2 separate regions of the Mus musculus genome follow, and region 2 is linked to region 1. Evidence: chromatin loops called from intact Hi-C (ENCODE). Cell type or tissue: gastrocnemius. All regions are shown on one strand.

Evidence for each region. Hi-C counts contacts between places; a loop is a spot of excess contacts. Peaks named below come from ENCODE experiments on the same cell type or tissue, not always from the same donor. Only the 100,000 strongest peaks of a DNase experiment are listed, where the experiment ranks them.
Region 2: a loop joins it to region 1, with 5 times the contacts of the local background. A loop is called at or near these places in 7 of 42 quality-filtered maps.

Annotation. Positions count from the first base shown.
Region 1 is chr13:18,053,785-18,058,784 of GRCm38, reverse strand. No RefSeq gene overlaps it. Among named protein-coding and RNA genes, the nearest start is that of 4930448F12Rik, 44 kb to the left of the region's middle. In gastrocnemius, no CTCF peak of the experiment used is centred here; DNase peaks (open chromatin) are centred at 1,364 and 2,080.
Region 2 is chr13:19,131,758-19,136,757 of GRCm38, reverse strand. All of the region lies in intron 17 of Amph (amphiphysin), which reads right to left. Among named protein-coding and RNA genes, the nearest start is that of Gm31887, 59 kb to the left of the region's middle. In gastrocnemius, a CTCF peak has its summit at 2,710 (motif pointing right); a DNase peak (open chromatin) is centred at 2,722.

The DNA.
Region 1 (5,000 bases):
CCAAATGTTAAAATAAATAAAATATACATAGAAGACTTAAGAGAACAACTTCCTCAGATTACATTAGCCAAGTAGCTGCCACTGAGCAAAATCTGTGGAACAGCTGGCCTTCCCCACTATTTCTCCCTTGACCAAAAGAGGACCTTGAAATGAAGAATGATAGACCAATTCCTGCCTCTAGTGTTCCTGGAGTATCTGGAGAGTTCCAGGCTCAGACTAAAAGCATGACTATTATGTCAACAGGGATCACAAGGAAAATTCACTGTCTGATGTCTGGGTCAAATCAAGGAATCCAAAATGGTAACTGGCTGCTATATGATGAGATAGTAGAGGCAGGTATGATGTCATATGCCTAAAACCTCAGCATTTGGGAAGCTGAAGCAAGAGGATTATGAGTCGAAAGCCTGGGCTATATGGTGAGATCCTGTCCTGGAAGGGGTGGAGAGGAAAAGAGAAAAAAGAAAGAAAAAAAGAAAATATTCCCCATAATGCTACTATTTTCATAAAGAAGTGACCGCAACCATTTTGCGAGGGATTCATGTAAATCATATGTCCAACTACTGCCCTAAATTTTTATTAGATTTGAAACTCAGAAAAGAAAGAGCTGGTAACAAAACACTGAACATGCCTTTAAAACATCCCTCTTCCCACATCTATTGCCAAAGCCACTTCCCATAGACCCTGCATAAGTTCTAGCACAGCTCTGCCCTCCCCTGTGTCTTAATTCCTTCCAAGAGTGCTAGTCCTTGATTTTGGTTACTTGTGTTTCACAAGCTCCTGGAATTTCCGTTTTTTGAGTGGCAGGGCTTTCTATTCCACTCTTCTTACCTCTGCCATGCCTTTGAAGGCCAGTGGAAGGATTCTACTGTGTTAAACTGTGGTGTCTGTTGAAGGATTTTAGCCCCCTGGTACCAGCACTAGAGAAAAACCCTTCTGAGCATCCTGGAGATCCCTAAGCAAGGGGACTTGTGCTCATCAATAAAGCCCAAGTTGATGAGAAGGTTTTTCAGGTGATGTGTTCTGTGTTCCTGCATAGCTAAGCGGTGAGGGAAAAGACCAGACCATTCCTAATGTAATTTCAAGTGAGATTTGTTTTCATTTTCTCTTAGAAAAACCAGGATAATTTTTAGGGACATTTGACACCCCAGGAAAATCACTGTGTATACACACGAAGAATTTCAGCTCTCCAGAGAACTCACCACCGAGAAAACTTGAGAGAATGGACCTTGGCATGTGGTGGTGATGTAAAATCGAGGGTGATGCTGGCCCTTCTTTTCTTTAACTCTGTTCTCAATAGGAACATCTCTCATCCTAGTGTACTGCAGAGGCCCAAGCACTCTATTTCCAAGCCCAGTCTTTTAGCGCCACCTGGTGTTAACTACTGTAACCACCCTTTAGCCTAATAAAAACTAAGTCTCTTTCTTAAGTACGCAAAAGTCAAGTTCATCGTCATAGGTAAAGTTCAAGTAAAAGCCAATTCAGGGATTGTTGTCCATTCAGCGCATAGCAGGACCTTGGCACACAGTAAATACCAGGATGACTGGGCACTGTGTTCGTTTTTAATTGCCATGGTTGTTTTCTAAGAATAAAAGAATTTGAAGAAGAACATAGGAACACTGATGCCTAAGATACAGTAGCTTTTCACGGTGTTAACGAGAGATTAGAGAGGTGGCTCAACAGTTAAGAAAACTGGCTGCTCTTTCAAAGAACCCAGCTTTTATACCTATCACCCACATGGTGGCTCACAACCATCTGACTGTCCAGTCCAATGCCCTCTTCTGACCTCTACAGGTACTGTATGAACATGGTGCACAGACATACATACAGGCAAACAAACAAACAGACAAAACAAAAGCAAAAAACATATACATATAATGTTTAAAAAATCGTTAACAAATTGGCTTTTAATAGAAAAAAATAGTTGTTAAGTGGGATTTTTTTAACTTCAGGAAAGAGAAACACTCCTATTTAGGCTAACCATAGTCAGATTTAGGCTAATTGTTGAGTTTCTTTCCATGTTTCATTGTGAGGAGCGGGTGTGGCCACAGCTCCAACATGGAGCCCGGGACTGCTGCCAAGTCTTATGACTGGCACCTGACTTCCTCATATCCCTCAAGATAGCCACGTACCTTGAGCTGCATTGCGCAGATGCACCAAAGATCAGATGATGTGACGAATGTAGTCCTGAGCCAATGAACTGTGCCTACGTGGACTGGGGTGAGGGGGAGTGGACTGGAGGGGATAAAGGGGGATGGCCAAGAGAGGTTGTGGCATTATTCTTTTTCCTACACATTTGTGAAGTTCCTGAATAAACTGCCTTGAGAAGGACATCGGTTTTGTCGCTTCTTTTCTGCTGGTCAGAGACGGTAGCGACAAGTGGTGGAACCCGTACGAGGATGTGATGAGTCCAGAACTCTCCGCAGTCAGAGTAGCCAGTTGGAAAGCTCCCAGGAAAGTGGAATGATTCAAGTTCTCGGTTAGAGACTATTAGGTTCCCGGATTAGGGACTATTGAGGTTCTCGGAGTGAGACAATTAAAGTTACACACACATATAGTATAGTGATCCAAAAACTAAAAGAAAAGCAATTGGTTGTAGCCCCAGAAAAGGTTCAGAAAGGAAAAATGGTGAATTATTTAGGAACTAAAATTTTTGATAGTCAAGTATCTCCCCAGAAAATTCAGATTCGGAGGGATAATTTGAGGACATTGAATGATTTTCAAAAGCTATTGGGGGATATACAGTGGGTACGTCCCTATTTGGGACTAACTAACAAACAATTACAACCATTATATAATATTTTACCGGAAGATATAGAATTAAATTCTCCCCGGCAGCTTACTGATTCTGCCCTCGTAGCGTTAAGTTTGGTTGAAAAGGGTACTCAAAAAAGGGTATCCTCTGGCAGGGCGCCCCTTTGCTATGGATACATCCCAAGATTTCACCCGCAAAAATCTTGTCTTATTGCCCTGCCTTGGTAGCACAATTGGCCTTGATTGGCCTACAACAATGTATTCAATATTTTGGCAATCCCCCTCAGGAATTGATTGTTCCATATAATATGAAGCAAATAGAAGTATTATCAGCTACTGTTGATGATTGGGCAATTTTGAGATGTAGCTTCATGGGAAAGATGGATAATCATTTCCCTAAGGATCCCATTTTGCAGCTGATTAAAGCTCATCCAGTTGTTTTTCCACAAATTACTTCTTGAGTGCCATTGCCTGATGCCCCTTTAATTTTTACAGATGGGTCTAAGACAGGCTGCGGAGCATATTTGGTCCATGGCTCCACGCCAGTAACTTTACAGTTTCCCCCTGCTTCTCCCCAAGTTATTGAGTTGCACATTGTTATAAACGTTTTTGAATTGTATTCTGAATCTTTTAATTTAATTTCAGATAGTATGTGGTTAATTCGCTAGCAGTGATGGAAATGGTGGGGAAGGTGAATTTTCGATCCACTATAGGGGATTTGTTAAATAAATTGCAATCCTTAATTTTAAATAGAAGTTCTCCATTTTTTGTCCAACACATTGGAGCTCATACAGGTTTGCCTGGCCCTTTAGCAGAGGGCAATGATTTGGTTGATAAAGCTGCTAGAGCTGCTTCTGCCTTTTTGATTCAGAAACCTGTAGAACTGGCTCCTGGATTTCATTCACAGTTTCATGTGAATTCCAAAACACTTTCTTCTCAATTTCATATTACTAGAGCAGAGGCAAGAGATATTGTTACGGCTTGCAAAGCCTGTGGCCCCCTATTGCCTCAGGTGAGTGTGGGAGTAAACCTTCACGGCCTGCTTCCCCTCCACATTTGGCAAATGGACATGACTCATTTTTCAGAATTTGGTAAACTGCAATTTGTTCATGTTTCTGTAAATACAGCCTCTTGGGTGTTGTTTGCCTCCCTACATACTGGTGAAAAGGCACACCATGTCATTGCCCATTGCTTTGAGGCATGGGGTGCATGGGGTCAGCTCAGAGAGCTTAAGACTGATAATGGACCTGCTTATACTTCAGCTTCTTTTGTTTCCTTTTGTAAAATGATGGGTGTCCACTTGGTGCACAGTATACCCTACAATCCTCAGGGTCAGGGCATCATTGAAAGAGCCCATCGCACTCTGAAAGAGTGCCTAATAAAACAGAAAGGGGGGTAGCCTCTGGCGCTCCTCCTAGGGAGAGATTAGCCATTGCTCTCCTTACCTTGAATTTTTTGAATAAAGATAAAAATGATCTGACTGCTGCGGAATGGTTTGCCAATCCCGAGGCATCCTACAAAGGCACAGTCACGTGGAAGGATGTTCTGAGTGGACGATGGCATGGGCCCGATCCTGTGTTGGTCTGGGCGAGAGGGTCTGTTTGTGTTTTTCCACAGGATCATTGCCAGCCGCTGTGGGTTCCGGAGTGATTGATGAGGGTAGTTCAAGATGAACGGAGGTGCCCTGATGAAGCTGCTTCTGGGGGTGATGATGCTGCATGCAGTGATGACTGAAGATCTATGATGGGCCCCCTTTTGTAGGGGTATTCAAGATTCGCTTCCCCCATGGACCGGCTGCCAGTCCAGGAAAGCTGCGTGGGCCGTGAAAAAATATTTTACCTTTTCCCCTTATATTAGTACCAGTCATAATCAAACGTTTTCAGGGTTTAATTGGACGTATCAAAATCCAGCCCAGAGAGGGGCAAGCAATCCTTTAATGTATGGCTGTTGTGTGGGATAAAGTGGGAGTTGTACAGATCTTTCTTCTTTGAATATGTTGATGGGTGGGGCATGGGGAAATACTAGCTTTTATTGGAATGGATCTGTATTATTTGAGTCTTCTGTTATTCAATTTGCTTATGGGAAAAATGTATTCTTTAAAGCCACGCCTGTATGCATTTGGCCTCCTTTTGTATTTTTAGTTTATAATGGTAGTTATTTTGATGATGTTGTAGAATGTAAGGAGGATAGTTGTTTTTATAGTATGTGTTGGAATGCTTCTACGTTTTCTTTAGCTATTGTGACCAGAA
Region 2 (5,000 bases), 1.1 Mb before region 1:
AGCCCTCACATTGTGGGTCTTTCAACATATACCATTATTTAGAGGATATTGGTAATTGGTGGGTGGATCTTCCTCAATAAGCTATTGTGTTTGTTGTTGTTGTTGCTGCTGCTGCTGTTGCATGAAAGCAGATTGCAGTGGATTGAGCTTTAGGGAGCACCTGTTACAACACTGAAGAGACCTGGGCTCCTGTGAGGCCTGGCTCATGGAGAAAGAACACAGTGTCCCATCATGTAGTCACAATCACGATGGCTGTACTTTGTGATGTTCGCCACATCTGTGTAGATAAGGCTTCACAGCTGAATCACCTTCAGGGAACGGGATGAAGGTGGGGTTTCCCCCAAAAGAACACTAGGGGATGAGGGGATCAGAGGGGATCAGCAATACATAAATCCCCATGGAGCCATCTGCTGGCTAGGGGAATGGCACAATCAGACTTTGAGTCTTTACTAAATGAAGCAAAATTGAAAAAGTTTCCAGTAGTATTTAAAATGTGTGCTGATGAAATAAAGGGGGCACCGTCACAAGTTTTAAATTTGGACCACACTGGTTTAAAGTCTAACCTTTAATAGGACTCTAGTAATATCGGCATAGCAGACCTGAAGGTAGACTAAAAAGGACTACTGAGAAAGAATGCTAAGTCTGAGTTTATATAGTATACCCAGGACACATATTGCAAAAATTGGTCTAGCTTTCTGATGGGGTTAGCATCACCTGGTGCTTTCCTTTTCTGAATCAGCTCGGTGCTATTCATTGTATTAAGTCAGGAGAGCCATATTCTTGCAAGCATTGGCTCTCCAGCCCTGACTTCTGAAGTAGGCAGTGGAGAATAGCAGGGTTCATGGGCATCACGAATGTGGCATGGGAATGTGACCTCACACAGGCACTCATCATGGTATTCTCTAAGGCCTCTCCTCTGCCTCAAAGTCACAGCTACTGTGTTTCTTAAAATAATCTTCCATATGTGGCTGGAGAGATGGCTCAGCAGTTAAGAAACTGCTCTTCCAGAAGACTCAGAGTCAATTCCCAGCACCCAAACTGCCTCTAGCTACAAGATCTGAGACACTTATGAAGACATACAAGCAGGAAAAACACTAAAGCACATAAAAATAAATAAAAATTATAAAAGGTCTTCTATGAAGCACCTTTTCTAAATATCATAATTTTTATCTTGGGGATCAAAGCTATATCGTTGGATACATGATGAACTGTCATTCATATTCATAGAAATGTCCCTGTCTCATGTGAGAATCTCCTATTATGCAAATGCACTGACCTTATTCCTTTATTCTTACTCTGTTATTAAATACATGGATTCAGAAAAGTGAACCTCTTGTGTGAACTGCAGCTGATACTAATTGAAATGGATTTTAGATTCTGATACTTAATTGAAATGAGTTAAAGTTATATGAAGATCTGTGCTTCAGTGAATAACGGAAAAGACCGACAACAATGGGCATCACGAATAAATTAAAAAAATAAATTAAAAATGTAAGAGAATCCCATTTCTCATTTTAAGTAAACAATGATCCTTATAGATGTTATTGTCACTGTTGCCAAGAGAAGTATAATTTTGTAACAACTTAAGAAGACATTTCAATCCCGAGAAGAATAGCAAGCAATTGTTCATTGACTTATTTGTTGGTGAAATCAGCAATTTTAGGCTGGGATGGAGATTAGTGGTACAGAGTTCCCAGCTGAGGCCCTAGTTTTAGTGCCAGGTATTGTAATAAAAGGATGGAAAGAAGGAAGGAAGGAAGGGAGGGAGGGAGGGAGGGAGGGAGGGAGGGAGGGAGGGAGGGAGGGAGGAAAAGGTAAGGCAAAGCAGGGAGTAGTCTTTCTCTAGGATATTAAAGACCTACTAAGTTTTCTTCCACATAGGGAACTATTCATACATATGATATAAATGAAGTGACTTGATTGAGGAAGACAAACTGTTTAGTCATAAATCTATTTTTGCTTTTCATCTGTCTTGAACAGAACTACACCTATGACCAGCCAAATGGTTTCAATAGTTCGATATCTTTGAACAAAATAGACTCTAAATACATGCAGACAGAATGACAAACTCCCCCCCACACACACAGATAGATGAAAAAGCATGCATTTTAATTTCATAATATGTACCTCCTCTTACGTAAATTCTTTCATGCATATATGTTCTGAGCAGCACAAATTATTAGTAATTGGTACTATTTTAAGTGAATTAACGTGACTTCTTTAGAAGAAAATATAATAATTTTATGGAATATGGAAGGTATTGCTAAAGGTAATTTTATGTTTTTTTTAAGATTTATTTTATTTTACGTGTGTGTGTGTGTGTGTGTGTGTGTGATTGTGTCTTTATGTACACATGCATGCAGATTTCTGTGGAGGTCAGAAAAAGGGCATCAAATCTCCTGGAGCTGGATACAGGTGGTTATGAAGCACCCAGCTGGGTGCTGGAAACTGCACTTGAGTCCTCTGGAAAGACAGCAAGCACTCTGAGCCACTTACCTTTCTCAACAGAAACGCCAAAGGTAATTTTAAAACTCATTTGATGCAAACAGAATCTTTAGCTTATGCGTGATCATTTCCTATATGTCTCTATGTGGGCTGTATCCTATTTTACTATCACAAGATATACTATGCATCGTAGCTCTCCTTTGGCAAAGTAATGTGAACAGATGTTGACAGAATCTTCTGGTTGACTCCAACACTGCAGTGACAGCAGATACCAGCAGATGGCTCTGTCACATGAAAGGAACCTAATGTGTAGGAAAGGGCTGATAAGATGTTGACAAATATGGAGTGAACGGTGCTGAAAAAGGATGCTAACTCTGACTGCTGAGGAAGAAGACACGCAGAAGCAGAGTGACCTACTCAGAAAATGAAAGAAAAAGAGTTCTTCTCAGTTCTTTGCATGATTAGGAATGGATTTTCAATTCTCTAGTTATATTCAATTAACATTTTGATTTTTACACTTTCAAGTACTACAATCACTGCTCTTCAGAGTTTTCCTCTTAACAAAATTTTCCTACTCCATATTTACTGTAATAGAACAACACAAAAGCACAAGAAAAATTAGGAACCTACTCAAAGTAGGTGTTAGTGCTAAATTAAATCAAGGAAGGACTGGAAAGGTTTTGACTCTAATATTATTCCTCTTTCACGTTTTTTATTCATCCCATTTGGTTAGCTTTTTTGTAGATATAAAAAGACAATCCTGTGCTATGCTTTGATTGCTGCAGTGGATATCATAGCTCATTGCACAAAGCATTGCTTTTTAACAGCATTATCCAGGAAGACTGGATCACAGAAACTGCTGAAGGAACTGTGCTGTGTTCAGATGAACAACAGTACTACATTGTGCCAGGACTATACTATTCATTGTCTAAAGCATTTTTTGATGGAGAATATCTAATTTAAAAAAATCAAAAATCAAAAAACAAAAACCAAAAGGTGAAAGAGTTCTCCCCTGTCCGCAGGCACCTGTTGCTTCTCTGATAATGAGGTCCACAAGCTATAATAACTAATGCTGCTAGCCAGCATAGTGACAGTGTAGAAGCCTTCTTTGAGGTGGTGAGCTGCAGCCACCAATCACCAGAAACACTACTTGCTTATCTGCTTTATCATCTTATATTCTGTGTTGGAGGAAGCATAATGACATTTCTGTCAGAATCTTCTAAATACTAGTAACCATGTCAGCAAAACTTGGGAGTAGAACTACAGGAATATAATATAGCAAGCACAGAGTTATCAAGTCTTGAAAGAAGGGAAACACAATGCGGTCACAGAACCAGGTTGGCATAAGCTGAGATCCCCCAAGGTGGAAGCTGCAGGAGACTTTGTAATCAGTGAAGCTAGGCCATTATTTTTATCATTTACTCCTCTATTCAGTAACAATAACTCCAAACAATACCTGAGAAGCAGCTTACCAATTATTTATCATTTGTAGATGTAGTAATAATTTTAATAACTGTAGATGTGGACATAATTTGATAATTTAACAAACACACACACACACACACACACACACACACACACACACACACACACACCTTATTTAAAGAAGATGCCATGAGCCAAAAACTAATGAAAGTATGTTAGAGTAGAATTTTGACATATTTATTTTTCTTAATTTTATAATCACCCAAGGACTTTGTTTTTTAAGTAAAAGATCAATCATGCTCATTTAAAAAAATTGCATCAAAGGTAGGTAAAACTTTTATTGCTTTCATATTTAATAATTTATATAGCAATTCTGATAACACTGACTACTTGAAGGTTTCTAGTTTTAATGTTATACACTGTGAGGAAGATCTGTTGGGCTTGTGAGTAACCATAAAAACTATCCATTTAAATTCTAAGCTGCTCTTTTTATTTATGATATCTCTGGTGAGATTGGAAAGCCTGGTTTTATATACTATTTCATTATGAAAACTTTCAAATAGAAAACTGAAAAGAACTGTACAGTAGACATCAAATATCTACCTTGCAAATAAGTTATTTATTTACTCATGCATGTTTATATGGCCCATGTGAGAGGAGTGGCAATATGTTTTCATAAGCGTGTTCCCAGTTCTTCTGGATATTTCATGTCGCTATGTTTTGATAATGCCTTCTGCTCTCTTCCGATTGGTCAGTTTCTGACTTGGAGGTGATGTTATAGTATGCATGGAAGCGCAGGACTGTTCGAGTAACTGCTGACCTTGTTTAGAGAAGGGTGAGTGCGAAGCAGGCCTCACTGTTATTTACTTGCAGGACTTTTAAAGCTTTGAATTACATTTTTAACAATATATTTAGATATTATTGTCACTAGGTTTGCAGTTGTATGATGTTTTGATAAAATATATTCATTGTACATAGTAACGAGTCTCACGGATTTTTTTATTGGTATATCATTATTTGGACCATGTTTGCATATTGGCCTTCCTATTCTCCCCCATCTTCTTTATTCCCCTTTCTTTCTCTAAATAGTTTCATGTCTTCATTTTCAGATCTACAAACAATATACTTAT